2 separate regions of the Homo sapiens genome follow, and region 1 is linked to region 2. A link is a contact called in ENCODE Hi-C or POLR2A ChIA-PET data. All regions are on one chromosome and are shown on one strand. Each heading gives the region's core, a stretch centred on a gene start or an enhancer-like site at or near the end of the contact. The rest is flanking DNA. Distances are from core to core; before and after follow the strand shown.

Region 1 (6,574 bases), core at 1,576-4,075, 310 kb before region 2:
ATCAAGACCTCCATTCTCACCATTCTGGTCAGGCTTGTCTATCTACATTCTACCTTTTCATTAATTTTCCTAACGTTTGGTCCCCAAAATTGAGCACATTAATTCCAAATATAAACAGCTACTAGTCTTTAGAGGCCTGTTTCAGGGGCAGGGCTGTTCCCTAGATCCATGTTTTACGGTAGGGAGGAACCAAAATTTGTTGAACACTTAGTATATGCTGAGTACTGTTCCAAGTCCTTTACTCACTCACGACAGCCCTAGGACATAAGTAGAATCGCCCCATTATTCAGAGGCAGAAACAAAGGCTGAGGGGCTCCAGGTCCCGCGGCTCTGAAAGGGCAGCGCCATGACTCTGACTCCTACGGTAGTCACTCGCTCACCTTCCTTCATCAGGATGGTGCACGAATGGCCCCCGTGAACTCTCCCACCCTATAGGAATGACACTGTTGTTCACAGAGCACTGTCACCTGAATTCCAGAGAGCTGGGTTTCATTTTTGTTTCTGAGGTTTCGTCTTACCTGGAACTGCTGTCATGCCAGCTCTCCCTAGTCTCAAACTTGTATAATTTATAGTTTGAACCAAAATATAATTGCTTACATCTGTTAAGTGTTACCTTGTAAATTCAGCCCATAGTTCCAGCCTAGCAAGAAAACAGTAATGATTAATAGTTAATATTTACTGAGCCCTCTCTGCTAGACTACACATATTTCCTCATTTAATCCTGACAATAACCCTCTGAGGTAGCAACTTTTATCATCCTCATTTTAAAGGTAAGACCACTGAGGCATAGAAAAAAACAAGTGGTGGGGCAGGAATCTTTTCTATCTGAATTCTGCTATTCATTATACTAACACCTCTGCTTAACTTTGCCACCTGTAAATTATATAGCATGTTTTATTTGCCTTTTACCAATTTGCTAATAGAAGTACCATATGGGACCCCACTGAGTACTCATGCCCTGTCTCCGCAACAGTGGTAATCAACATTTTTTGCTCAAGTGTTTGTAATCCAGAAACCCCTAAATGAACTGACATTTGCCTTTCTCCTCCATAAAGCTCTCAAAATTTTCTTTCTGAAATCTAATCATGGTGATATACAAACAAGCATCCTCCTCTTGAGGTCCTATCTCATGAGAGAAGTAAGCTTTACACAGTGGAAACAACTGTCAACCACCCAAGACTTAAATATCCATTCTGTGTATGTCTTTTTTTTTTTTTTTTTTTTTGAGATGCATTCTTACTCTGTCGCCCAGGCTGGAGTGCAGTGGTGTGATCTCAGCTCACTGCAATCTACACCTCCCGGGTTCAAGTGACTCTCCTGCCTCAGCCTCCCGAGTAGCTGGGATTACAGGTGCACACCACCATGCCCAGCTAATTTTTGTACTTTTAGTAGAGACAGGGTTTCGCCATGTTAGCCAGGCTGGTCTCAAACTCCTGACCTCAGGTGATCTGCCCGCCTCGGCCTCCCAAGTGCTGGGATTACAGGTGTGAGCCACTGCGCCCGGCCCATTCTGTGTATGTGTGAATGCCTGCTCTGTGCAAAGCACTGTGGGAAGGGAGGTAGCACACTGAGAAACACGGTCTGTACCCCACCTCAAGAGCTGAAGGTCTACTTGAAACGATGAAAAATGCACAGGAAAAAAATTACAATAGAAAGTAAAATGCGATAAATGCCATAGATGGATTTGAGGTAAGTCATTTAAAAGCTACAAAACAGGAAAAGTTACTGCCAACTAGAGATGTTCAGGATAGATTTCAGGGAGGACGAGGCATTGTTCTAGAGCAGAGGTTGACAAACTACAGCCCAATGGCCAAAACCATCACATTGCCAGTGTTCGTACAGCTCGCAAGCTAATAATGATTTCTACATTTTAAATTTTTTTTTGAAAAAATCAAAAGAATTCTATTTCATGATACATGAAAATTATCTGAAATTCCAATTCTAGTGCCCATAAATAAAGTTCTATTGGAACACAACCACACTCCTTCACGTACATATTGTCTGTGGTTGCTTTCCTGCGGCAACAGCAGAGATGAGTTGTTGCCACAGACCGTGTGACCTACAAAGTCTAAAATATTTACTCTCTGGTCCCTGGCAGAAAAAGTTTGCCAACTGCTGTTCTTGAGTCTGGACCTTGAAGGATAGGTAGGACCTGGACATGCAAAGTTGAGGAAAGAGCATTCCAGGAAGAACTGGTGGAACTTAAGAGAGGGAGGCAGGAAAGTGTGGGCATGTTAGGGAACAGGAGTTGAGGATACAATCCTGTGTTACCCTAGTTTATAAAACAAAATATAAGTGTAAGAAATGCAGAGGCAGAGGAGAAGGAAATATGAATATTAATGAAAAGGGGGGTTGAAAATTTGAAAAATAGAGGAGAAAGGGAGCTAAGTAAATATTCGGGGAATGTAAAATAAATGTAAACAAAGAAGATGGGATGAGGCCTGAGAGTGGAAAGGGGTGGGGGGAGAAGAAAGGCAGGCAACGAATATGAATACTAAGGAAGGCAAGAAAATGGGACCATGTTGGGAACAGAGGGAAGTCAAGAATGGAGAGAAGTGCCTGGCGTGTGTCCAGCACCTTCCTGCGCCTCGCGCTCCTGAGGGTGGGGACTGTGTCACGCTGCACGTCTCTGTACCCCCGCAGCCCCTCGCGCGCGTGCTGAATGAGTATGCTTCGCCACGACAGCGCAGGTTCACCCGGTGCGCTTGGGGAAGATAACCAACACTTACGGGACTCTGACCGTGTGCCAGGCACGGCGGGCCGCCTGAACCCACTTCCTCAATCAGCCTCAACCGCGAGCCCGAGGCCGCTCACGGAGGTGTGACCGGGGCACTCGGGCCATGACTTCCCTCTGATCCTCGGTTCCCAGTGGGAAGGAGAATGACTTGTAGGGTCGTTGTGAACAATAAGTCGGGGACAGCGCGAGCAGGGTTTGGCACGAACTGAGCTCTCGGTGACTGGTGGTCGTTAGTCTTCTGACTGACCCCCAGGCCCCTCAGGGAGTGAACGGTCCAAGGCGGGAGTCGCGGGCCGCCCCGCCAAGGAGCACTTGCACCGGCTATCAGGGCAGCCTCCTCGTGGCGTGGCGCCCGCCTCCCTAAGCTGAGCCCCGGGCGTCCCTAACCCGCCTTCCGGAGGGCGCGAGGCGGGGCTCGCCGCACAAAGGAAGCGCGCGGCCCGTGTCCGCCCCGCCCCTCCCGCGGCCCCGCCCCTCCCCGCCCCGCTCCCTCGCCCCGCCCCCGGCGGAGGCGGCCGCGGGAGCCGTCCCAGACTCGCCGCATTGTCTCCGCGGCGGCTGCAGCCCTCGAGCGCCCGCCGCGCGCGCGCGCGCAACCCCGGCCGCCGCCCGCGCTCCCGCCCCGGCCTCGCGCCCCCGTCCCGGCCTCGCGCCCCGGCCGCCCTTTGTTGACGCCGGCCAGGCCGGTGCGGTCGGATGCGCCGCGGCAGCCCCGGGCCCCGGCTCGGAGGCTCCCGGCGGAGAGGAGGCGGCCCGCCCGGGCCCGGGACCCCGCGCGAGTCGGCGCCCGGCCGAGGGGCTGCGTAGGCCCCGCCCGGCCAGGCCCAGCCGGGCCCTGGACAGGTCAGTGCCGGGGCGGGGGAGGGGTTCTCGCCAGTAGGGAGGCCGGGGGCCGCGCTCGCCGCACTGGAAGTCGGGCACCGCCCTCGGTGCCCCTAACGGCCCGGGCCTACGCGGCTGCCAGGCCGTGCCAGTCGCGGCTCTCGTCCGCGCGGCGCCTGGGAGGTGCCCTGCTCCCCAGCCTCGCTCGCCTGGGGACCCTGCGCGCCCGTCGCCCCTGGAAGCCGTGTCACCTCGGCGCGCCGCAGCTTCCGCGTCCCCAGGCCCCGCACACCCCACCCCAGCCCCAACCTAGGACCGGCCTCCCCGCCGCTGCGACTTCCCTGGGACGGACGGTGCGTTCGGGGACGAGACTGCTGGCATCTGCCGTACTTTATTGGTGGTGGACTCCCTATCTTGGAGGCGCCTGCGGCTTCGCTGGAGAGTTTTGTTTTTAATCTAGTTCAGTCTCACGAGGTTTTTAATTGGATGGAAAGGGACAAGCTGTTCTGTGTCTTTTCTTCCATTTTTAGAAGAGCGTTTTCTCTCCTTCCTATGCCAAATGAAGGTAGACTATATTTGTTGCTTCTTTACATTAAAATCGGGATTTGTGAGATTCTGTATTTAAACTGAAGTCCACAGACAGGGAAATAATTGGCCCAAGGTCAGGTTGCAAACCAGTGGCGACGCTACCATCTGAACTAAGCCCTGGGCCCCGTGTCGGATACCAGTCAGTGCCCTGCTACTGCCCACCCACCCGTCTTCCATAACCTGAACTGATCTCACCCACATACTTTCGGTTCTGAACAACTTTCCTTTCCTTCCTACTCCATACCTACGATATGTACCTTCATGTGCTGTGTACGGAACACACTCTTTTCATCTTTTTCTTCCCTTACAAATCAATGACAGCCTTCCCCTCGGATATCTCCCGTGTTTGATCTTTAATCCCCTCTCCATTAGCATATTGGGCCCAGAGGATCCCTTGCAAAATAAGCTACCTACCTAAATCCATCATATGTCCCTGATTTTTCTAGGACAGCCCCAATTTAAACTATTCCATCCCATTGTCCATCAGCCTGAGTATCTCCATTTTTGGTTTAAAAAATAATGTCACTTTGTACCACAGCCTACTGACCTGGCCTTTTCCAGCCATTTGGCTCTGGAGCATAACTGGGTAATCCAATTATCATTCACCTGGGATTTTTCTTCCCCGCCTGAGTCAACCCAAATGTTGGAACTGCCAGGATTTCTAGGTCAGCATGAACATTACAGGCTAATGAGGCAAGGAAATTCCTTCTTGCTCTTGTATTTCTTCCCACCTCCCCCACCCGCCCATCTTTTATTCTGGTACAGGGCAACAGACCTGTGGCAGACCCTATTGATTAGGATTTAGGTTTAGGTCACAAGGGATGTAGGGCTTCCCATCGTTTTGACTTTAGAACAGAAATAAAGTACCTGACTGTGTTGGTTATCGGGCAAGAGGCTGTCTTGAACCTTAAGATAACCAGCACAGCAAAGCAGTTCTGGTTTCATTCAGTTAGATTTAACATACTTTTATTTGGCTCCCATTTTAGGTAAAGTACTGCCCTAGGCACTGGGGAATATAAAAGTGATTTTAACAAATAGCTCCCAACATCTGGATCTACATTTGGGAGTATTCACCCTTTCTAACCAGCTGATAAACTGTGTTTTCCACTGGTGATTTCTCTGTACCTAAGTTCCAGCCCCTGCAAGGCGGGAACTGGGGCCTCTGGCTTGGCTCACTCACAAGGGCGGGCTTGTTTCGCAGAAGGTCGGGCAGATGGGGAGTGGTGCTCTTTTGGCACCTGCCCTTTCCAGGCACTCTTCATCACATGAGCTCTGCTTCTCAGCCCACCCAAGATCTGTTTCCAGGCTCGTCCATGCACACAGGGAAGAATAGACATCTTTTTCCTCCAGCCTGAATCTTGAGAAAGGGGGTAGTTTCTTAGTCCTTTCTGTTGTACTTGAGTCGGTTTCTCAGTTGTCCAACTATGTTTTCTCTCCTGTTTTCACCCCCTTCTTTTTTCCCCCAAACTGTTCTTTACTGACATGTGGCACAAAGGTGCTTAATGAATGTTGGTGTTTCATCATGTCCCCACCTCCTGGCCCTTTCCACTCTCTCCCAGGTCCTGGGTTAATTTTTAATTTACCTTTGTCAAGCTCACTCCATATATATTATTTACTCTTCCCTCTAAGTAAAGAAGGACCTCCAGCCCCTTTTCCTTCTGTCACAGTCATCATTCTCCTGGCTGTGGGTCTCATCATCTCATCAGCCATTGTTTCTGCATTCTCTGCCTCCTTCAGGGAAGGAGAGCCTCTTAGGAAGGCACTGTGCTGCTTCCCCTGACATACCTGCTCTGTCATTGACTTTCTAGTCTAAGCGGACTGACCCTGAGATTTCTCTTCCTGCCACCAAGCCCTTCCCTCAGCTATGACCCTGTGCCTGTTCCTTGCTCTGGCTCAGCCCCAGAATCCACTCTTTTTCAGACCACATCCTTTTTCCTGTGTTACTCATTTCCTGTCTCAGATACTTTGGATCCCTTGGTTCTGATCTTTCAGGGGGAGAGGGCATGTTAAGAGGAGTAAGTAGATGGATGATCTTACACAATTGAACTCTTCTTACCTCTGGCCTTGTATGCTCTTACATAGGCTGTCCCCTCTCTACATTTTCTTATTTAAGGAAAAACACAGAACATGATTATTGTCTCAGAATTAGGAACCCCTACTGGTGTGCTCGTAGGTGTCTTTTTGTCTACTTTTCTCTATTGTGAATGTGTAAAGGGGATGACCTCACTGCCTTAAACTCTTCCCTTAAGTCTCTGTCCTCCTTTAGGCTGTGGACCTCAGGCCAGGCGTTCAGTAACCATTTGCCAAGTAAAGTTCCCCCACCTCCTCACTTTCATCCAGCATGGATCAGCAAGCCAAAATAAAGTTAAAGTTTAAAAAACCTAGGGAATAGGTTGGTGACTCCAGTTCCTGTAATGCTGCTCATCA
Region 2 (7,139 bases), core at 1,736-4,235:
GTTCCCTAGCGGGCATGCTTTGCTCTGTTAACTTTCCAAGAATTAGATGAACTTGCCTTGAAGGGAGTGTCTGGTGAAGAAGTTGGTAAAATTTCTTCTTTAGAAATTCAAAGAAATTCAAAGATTAAATCAGAAGTGGGAGCAGGAAGAAAGGAGAAGAGAAAATAAATTTTAAAAGGAACTGGCCGGACACGGTGGCTCACTCCTGTAATCCCAGCACTTTGGGAGGCCCGAGACAGGCGGATCACCGGAGGTCAGGAATTTGAGACCAGCCTGGCCAACATGGTGAAACCCCATCTCTACTGAAAATACAAAAGTTAGCCGGGGGTGGTAGGGGCGCCTGTAATCCCAGCTATTCACGAGGCTGAGGCAGGAGAATCTCTTGAACCCAGGAGGCGGAGGTTGCAGTGAGCAGAGATTGCACCACTGCACTCCAGCCTGGGTGACAGAGTGCGGCTCCTTCTCAAAAAAGAAAAAAAAAAGACTTAACTTGTGATTCATTACACTTCAAAGTGTATTGAATAAATCTTACACTTTGTGTCTTTATGGATAGTCTTCCTTACTTTCCCTCCTGGGAGCCCTAAGTCTTGTCACAATCACTATAGGGATTGATGGTAGAAAGGGAAGGCTGCTCCTACTCCCCTTGCCTGGTCCCTGTGCATAGAAAATTTCAATAAACTCTGGTCTTATTGGACTGAAGTGAATTTTGGCCACAGAGAGGCTTCCTGCAGCTTGTTTTCCCATCCCTCTGCCCATAAGCCCTGTAATCTCTAGGGCACCTGCTTGTCATCCTCAGTTGTTTTTGTTTTTGTTTTCAGAGTCTTGCTCTGTCACCCAGCCTGGAGTGTAGTGGTGCCATCTCAGCTCACTGCAACCTCCACCTCCCGGGTTCAAGCGATACTCCTGCCTCAGCCTCCCTAATAGCTGGGATTACAGGCATGCGCCACCACACTGGGCTAATTTTTTTGTAATTTTAGTAGAGACGGGGTTTCGCCATGTTGGCCAGGCTGGTCTCGAACTCCTGACCTCAGGTGATCTGCCCCCCCCTCAGGCTCTCAAAGTGCTGGGATTACAGGCGTGAGTCACTGGACCTGGCTCATCCTCAGTCTTAATTGTGAGTCTGCTACTGTGTGACTTTGGTCACTACGTATCTTCAGGCCTCAGCTTCCATTCTGAATAATAGACATAACAATCCTTTCTTCCTTCAATGTCATTGGGAGTATCCAACAAGATTAAGCAGGTACACTGTAAAAGTCCAGCGTGGCGATGAGAAATGAATGTTGACTTCTGTGTGGTAAGGAAGAGACCACAGCTGGGCTGGGCACAGTGGCTCACGCCTGTAATCCCAGCACTTTGGGAGGCCCAGGCGCGCGGATCACGAGGTCAGGAGATCAAGACCATCCTGACTAACACGGTGAAATCCCGTGTCTACTAAAAGTATAAAAAAAATTAGCCAGGCGTGGTGGTGGGCACCTATAGTCCCAGCTACGCAGGAGGCTGAGGCAGGAGAATGGCGTGAACCCAGGAGGTGGAGCTTGCAGTGAGCCGAGATCGCGCCACTGCACTCCAGCCTGGGCAACAGAGCGAGACCACGTCTCAAAAAAAAAAAAAAAAAGAAGAGACCACAGCTGAAGGGATAGCAAATTCATCATCAAGATGTAGAAAATGAGTTGTTAGGAGCCTGTGGGGAAACATAATCGTTTCATTACACACTCTTAACTAAAGGTCCAAAGAGGCCCTTGGAGCTGGATGAAACTTTCACACACCAAAAAGCTGTAGAAATTATTTCCCTATCCAAGAGGGTCATCTCTTTTGAGAAAAACTATCTTTTCCTGACTTTAAAAGGTTAACGTTTTTCTTAATATAAAGGTAAAACTTGTTTTAAACTTAAGTTTTTAAACTTATTAAGAATTTACCATAGAACTTTAAAAAATCTATTAAAATATACAAAGGAGAGGTGCTCCTCTAATCACACTACACAGCGGTCTACACTTGTAATAAACAAAATCGGGATTTTTTGGGGGGGGAGTGGGACGGAGTTTCACTCTTGTTGCCCAGGCTGGAGTGTAATGGCTCAATCTTGGCTCACTGTAACCTCCGCCTCCTGGGTTCAAGCAGTTCTCCTGCCTCAGCCTCCCAAGTAGCTGGGATTACAGGCATATGCCACCACTCCCAGCTAATTTTGTATTTTCAGTAGAGATGGGGTTTCATCATGTTGGTCAGGCTGGTCTCGAACTTCTGACCTCAGGTAATCCGCTCGCCATGGTCTCCCAAAGTGTGGGGATTACAGGCGTGAGCCACCGCGTCCGGCCAAAATTCGGATTTTGTTGTAACTGCAATTTTGTATCTCGCTTTGCTAACATTTTCCCGCATGATTAAATTATCTTATACAACAGGGGTATTCCAGGATACAAATTGGTTGCAATTTATTTAACCAATCTCTTATTGTTGGACATTTGGAGTATTGCCTTTATTTTATGGTTTTTCTCGGGCTTTTGGGCTAAGTGTTGCAATTAACAACTTTGTTACACGAATCTTTACTCATATCCTTGATTTTATCCATTGAATTCGTGGAAGTGGAATTGCTGGACCAAAGGGTATTTGAAACATATTACTAATTTGTCTTCTAAGAGTGATTTTACCCATTTAAACTCCCACGCGCAATTTAATAGGATTTCAATGTTGTTGCTGGTGTCGTCAACTGTCAAATGCCGAAGTATACCTTCCGGCCTGACCTCCTGTCCTCCTTCGCGTTTTCCCGCCCACTCCGCACACCCGCCACCCTTAGTACATGCTGGCCCGCCCCTTCCTTATCCCGCACCAATTCTGTCCAATCAAAAGCAAAGTTCCTCAGTATCGCCGTGCAGTTGGTAAGGTGAAGAGTCCGTCGTGCTCAGGGGCGGGCGGAACGGGCTGACGGACGCGGCTATGGGCCAGTGTGAGCGGCGAGTGGGACGTGCGTGGCGTGCGTGCGTTGACCTGGGAAGCACTGGACCTGTGAGGCGTGCGAACTGGTGGCAGTGAGAGACTTCGGCGGACATGGCTCCCAGCGTGCCAGCGGCAGAACCCGAGTATCCTAAAGGCATCCGGGCCGTGCTGCTGGGGCCTCCCGGGGCCGGTAAAGGGACCCAGGTGAGCGGCAGGACTGGGCTTGGCGGCGGAGCCTGCTGAACTCCAAGGTCAAGGCGGCCGGAGATCTAGAAGCCCTGGACCTGCCCGGAGCGGGCCGGGGACTAAGGCCTGCGGGGAACGCTGGCCGGGGTCTCGGTTCTGGTGGGGCATTTCGGAGAGGGTCCAAATTGGAGGTCGGGGCAGTCTGAGTTAGGATTGGAGTGCCCGAGGGATTCAGTGTTGAAGTGTTGGGTTAGGGAATGTGAGGGCTGATTAATTCCACTAAGGGTCTAGAGACTGGAAAGGTTTGAGGGGTAGAGTGAGCCCTGGGCCGAGGCATCTAGATTACAGGCTGAATGGAGGCAATTAGCTTTATGGCCCAGGTTACCTGCGAGTTGGAGGTGAATTGTCCAGAATCAGGGTTACATTCCAGGCACTGGAGGTCGGGAGATTTTGATAATGATTTATGACTTAGGGGGAGGGGAGGAGAAGCATCTCCAACACGTGGGGCAGAGTGAGAGGTGACATGTGCTGTGTGAGCCAGTTGAATTGAGATGGGAGGAAACCTAAGGCTCTCCCTGTTTGAAAGTTGGGGGTGAATGTGTAGAACTGGTTTATAGCCTGGAGACCCATGAGTCGCAACCTTTGAGTAGTGTCCACAATAAGGGTTGGGAGTGCTCATGGGACCTGGCTTGGAGTTAGGACCTGAGGCTACTGAAGGCTAAGCAGCTTGGGATGACGCAAATGATTTTAGATGAAAAGGAACTTGAATTTTTTTTTATTTTGTTTTTATTATTTTTGTTTGTTTGTATCTTCCTTCCCTTTGGTTTTTATTTATTTTTTCCTTTTTTTATTTTGTTGTTGTTTATAGGGAACTTGAAATTTTAACTTTATCAATCAACAGGTTAAAAAACAGGCCCAGAAAGGTCAGGTGGCTTTCCCAAATTAGTGAAATGAGTTTCATGAGCCTGAGACCTCAGGAACCATGGAGTTAGAGTCTGAAGTTACCATCTGCCCTAGCAGGCAACAGGGGCCTCACTTGGGATCTGGGCCCCTTCTAGATCTGGGACATAATGGGGCCATAGATTAGGGTTGGGATCGATGATCTCATTTCGGATTTGGAAGCCCGCAGGTTGGATTATTGATGTCCCCTTCTTGCTTGGGGTCTGGCATTGCACCTGGGGCCCTAAGCCTCTGGCTCTTGCCTGTTGTTAGGCTTCAAAGAGGGAAGTCTGAGCTCCCAAATGAAAGGGAATCTGAGGACTGCCCTGTGCCCGCTTTTCTCTTCCTAGCACTTGCCAAGTTTTAAAAATCTTGGCAAACAGACCATCTTACTCATTCTTGGTACCCCTTGTGGCACCTAGCACATTACTTGGCCCTTGATGGGGTTAGTGGAAGTGGATGAATGTCACAGATTAATGTGGGTGATAAAGAAAGAAGTTCTGGAACACTCCATTCATTCCTGTGACCTGGGCACTAAGTCAGAAAATACAGCTTTCTTTTCTCTCCACAGACTGAGATGATTCTTCTTTGGAGCTTACCTGTACCTGATCCCTTTATCCTTTATCCTCAGCGTTGTTGACATCTCTTTCCTGTTGCTGCCACACTCATTTATTGGGTAATCTGCAGCTTAGGGAAGTTTAATCTTAGACTCTGCAGACTTTTGCTGTGAGTGATCAAGTATAAACAGTAGCTCAAATGCTTCATTGTTTTTCTTTTTCTTTTTCTTTTTTTTGAGACAGGGTCTCACTCTGTTGCCCAGGTTGGAGCGCAGTGGTGTGAGCTCAAGCAATCCTCCCACCTCACCCTCCCAGGTAGCTGGGAGTACAGGCACATGCTACCATGCCCAGCTAATTTTTAAACAATTTTTTGTAGAGACAGGGTCTTGCTATGTTGCCCAGGCTGGTATTGAACTCCTGGACACAGGCGATCATCCTGCCTTGACCTCCCAAAGTGCAGGGATTATAGGCACAAGCCACTATGCCCTGAGATTTTTTTCTTAACTCATATTGAAGTTAATAATTTCAGTAATTATGGAATGGACAACCTATACTAGTATAGTACTGGGACAAGGGTTTTATAATTTAGCTAGCTATGTAACTTCCGAGCCTCAGTGTTCTTACCTGAAAAATGGGGATAATACCTACCTTGCTCATTCAGCATTTCATGAGCACCTAACATTGGGGATATAAAGCATTGGGCAAGACTGATAAAGTTCTTGCCCTCATCAACTAAACATTCACAATGATACTGGAAAATTATGATATATGTGTGTGTGTGTGTGTGTGTGTGTGTGTGTGTGTGTGTATCAAGCACCCACAACCTAGATGACAGCCTGCTATATAGTAGGTACTCAATAAATTTTGACTCCCTTTTATCTTAGTAACACATCTCCCTTCCCCTCCTTCAACTTGGATGTTTCAGTGTAAGACATGATTTATTCAGGAAGTTTAGAAGAACATTATACTAATGAGTTGATTGATAAGGGTGCATGAAGATGAGAGTTGGTCAGAGAAGGCTTTGTAGAAATAGAGGAGATGTGATTAGAGCTGGGAGTTGAAAGGATAAGATTTACACAAGTCATTTAACCTCTGTACACTTTCCAGAGTTGTAACAATAGGAATACTGGTGATTGTATGTATTTTTGTGGAGTTTAAAAAAAAGTTCAAGCCTGGGCAACATGGCGAAACCCCATCTCTACAAAAAAATGCAAAAATTAGCCAGGCATGGTGGTGTGTGCCTGTAGTCCCAGCTATTCAGGAGGCTGAGGTGGGAGGATCACTTGAGCCTTGGAGGCAGAGTTTGTAGTGAGCTGGGATCTCACCATTGCGCCCCAGCCTGGGCAACAGAGTGAGACTTTGTCTCAAAAAAAAAAGATCTTAAATCAGACTTTACAAATGGTAGCCTACAATAACATTTAGCCTGCAGAGACATCTCATACACCTTAACTTTTTATTATGAAGAATTTTGAATACACAAAAGAAGACAGGATGGCATAATGAGCCCTTACCCAGCCCCAACCATTAACTGGTGGCCTTCGCTCCTCTAGCCATTCTCCCTTCACAAATTATTATAAAGCACCTCCCAGGCATCATAACATTTCATTTGTAAATAATATTAGTATGTATTGCTAAAAGATAATTTTTAAAAACATAAGCATAATATCCTTTAAAAAATCAACAATTTTTATTCAAATTTTCTTTTGTGTTACCAATGTGATAATTTTAAGTTTCTTTTATTTATTTATTTTTTTACAGACAAAGTCTTGCTCAGTTGCCCAAGCTGGAGTGTAGTAGCCCAATCATAGCTCACGGCAGCCTCAGTCCTCCCACCTCAGCTTCCTGAATAGCTGGGATTACAGGTGCATGCCACCATGCCTGGCTAACTTTTCTAGTGTTTTAAAGATGGGGGTCCTGCCATGTTGCTCAGGCTGGTCTTGAACTACCGGGCTCCTCCCTCAGCCACCCAAGTAGCTGGGACTACAGGCATGTGCCACTGTGCCCATCCTTTCTTTTAATTTATAAGTTCCCCTTCTCTTTTTTTCCTGGGGTTTTGCCGAAGAAATTGGATTATTTTTCTTTTCTTTTTTTTTTTTTTGAGACAGAGTCTCGCTCTGTTGCCCAGGCTGGAGTGCAGTGGTGTGATCTTGGCTCACTGCAAGCTCTGCTTCCCGGATTCACGCCATTCTGCCTCAGTCTCCCGAGTAGCTGGGACTACAGGTGCCTGCCACCACACCCGGCTAATTTTTTGTATCTTTAGTAGAGACGGGGTTTCACTGTGTTAGCCAGGATGGTCTCGATCTCCTGACCTCATGATCCGCCCACCTTGGCCTCCCAAAGTGTTGGGATTATAGCCGTGAGCCATCATGTCCAGCCCCAGAAATTGGATTATTTTTCCTGGGAGTATTATACCACTCTCTGGGAATTTTCAGTTGTATTCCCCTGGTGTACTTAACATCTTCCTCTGCCCTCTCTATTTCCTGTAAATTGGTGGTTTATACTTAATTAGTATATACTTAATTCAATTTA

The links. Hi-C counts contacts between places; a loop is a spot of excess contacts on that map. ChIA-PET counts read pairs that join two places held with the same protein, here RNA polymerase II (POLR2A). Pooled maps may share reads with other maps.
Region 1: a loop to region 2 is called in a map of gastrocnemius medialis, with 5 times the contacts of the local background. The contact joins the promoter of PHC2-AS1 here to the promoter of AK2 in region 2. A Hi-C loop is called at or near these places in 1 of 168 maps with a recorded cell type or tissue (gastrocnemius medialis), 1 of 37 single-sample maps with no recorded cell type and 10 of 50 pooled maps. POLR2A ChIA-PET finds 5 or more read pairs at or near these places in 1 of 52 experiments (AG04450).

The regions. Positions count from the first base shown.
Region 1 is chr1:33,346,603-33,353,176 of GRCh38, reverse strand. PHC2-AS1 (PHC2 antisense RNA 1) reads right to left here and starts at 2,825. Exons shown (of 3, transcript NR_125978.1): 1 at 2,730-2,825. The region is part of intron 9 of PHC2 (polyhomeotic homolog 2); the gene reads left to right. RefSeq lists a silencer at 3,117-3,636 and an enhancer at 3,092-4,021.
Region 2 is chr1:33,032,729-33,039,867 of GRCh38, reverse strand. It overlaps AK2 (adenylate kinase 2), which reads left to right and starts at 2,985. Exons shown (of 6, transcript NM_001625.4): 1 at 2,985-3,132. The coding sequence starts at 3,040. RefSeq lists an enhancer at 3,007-3,166.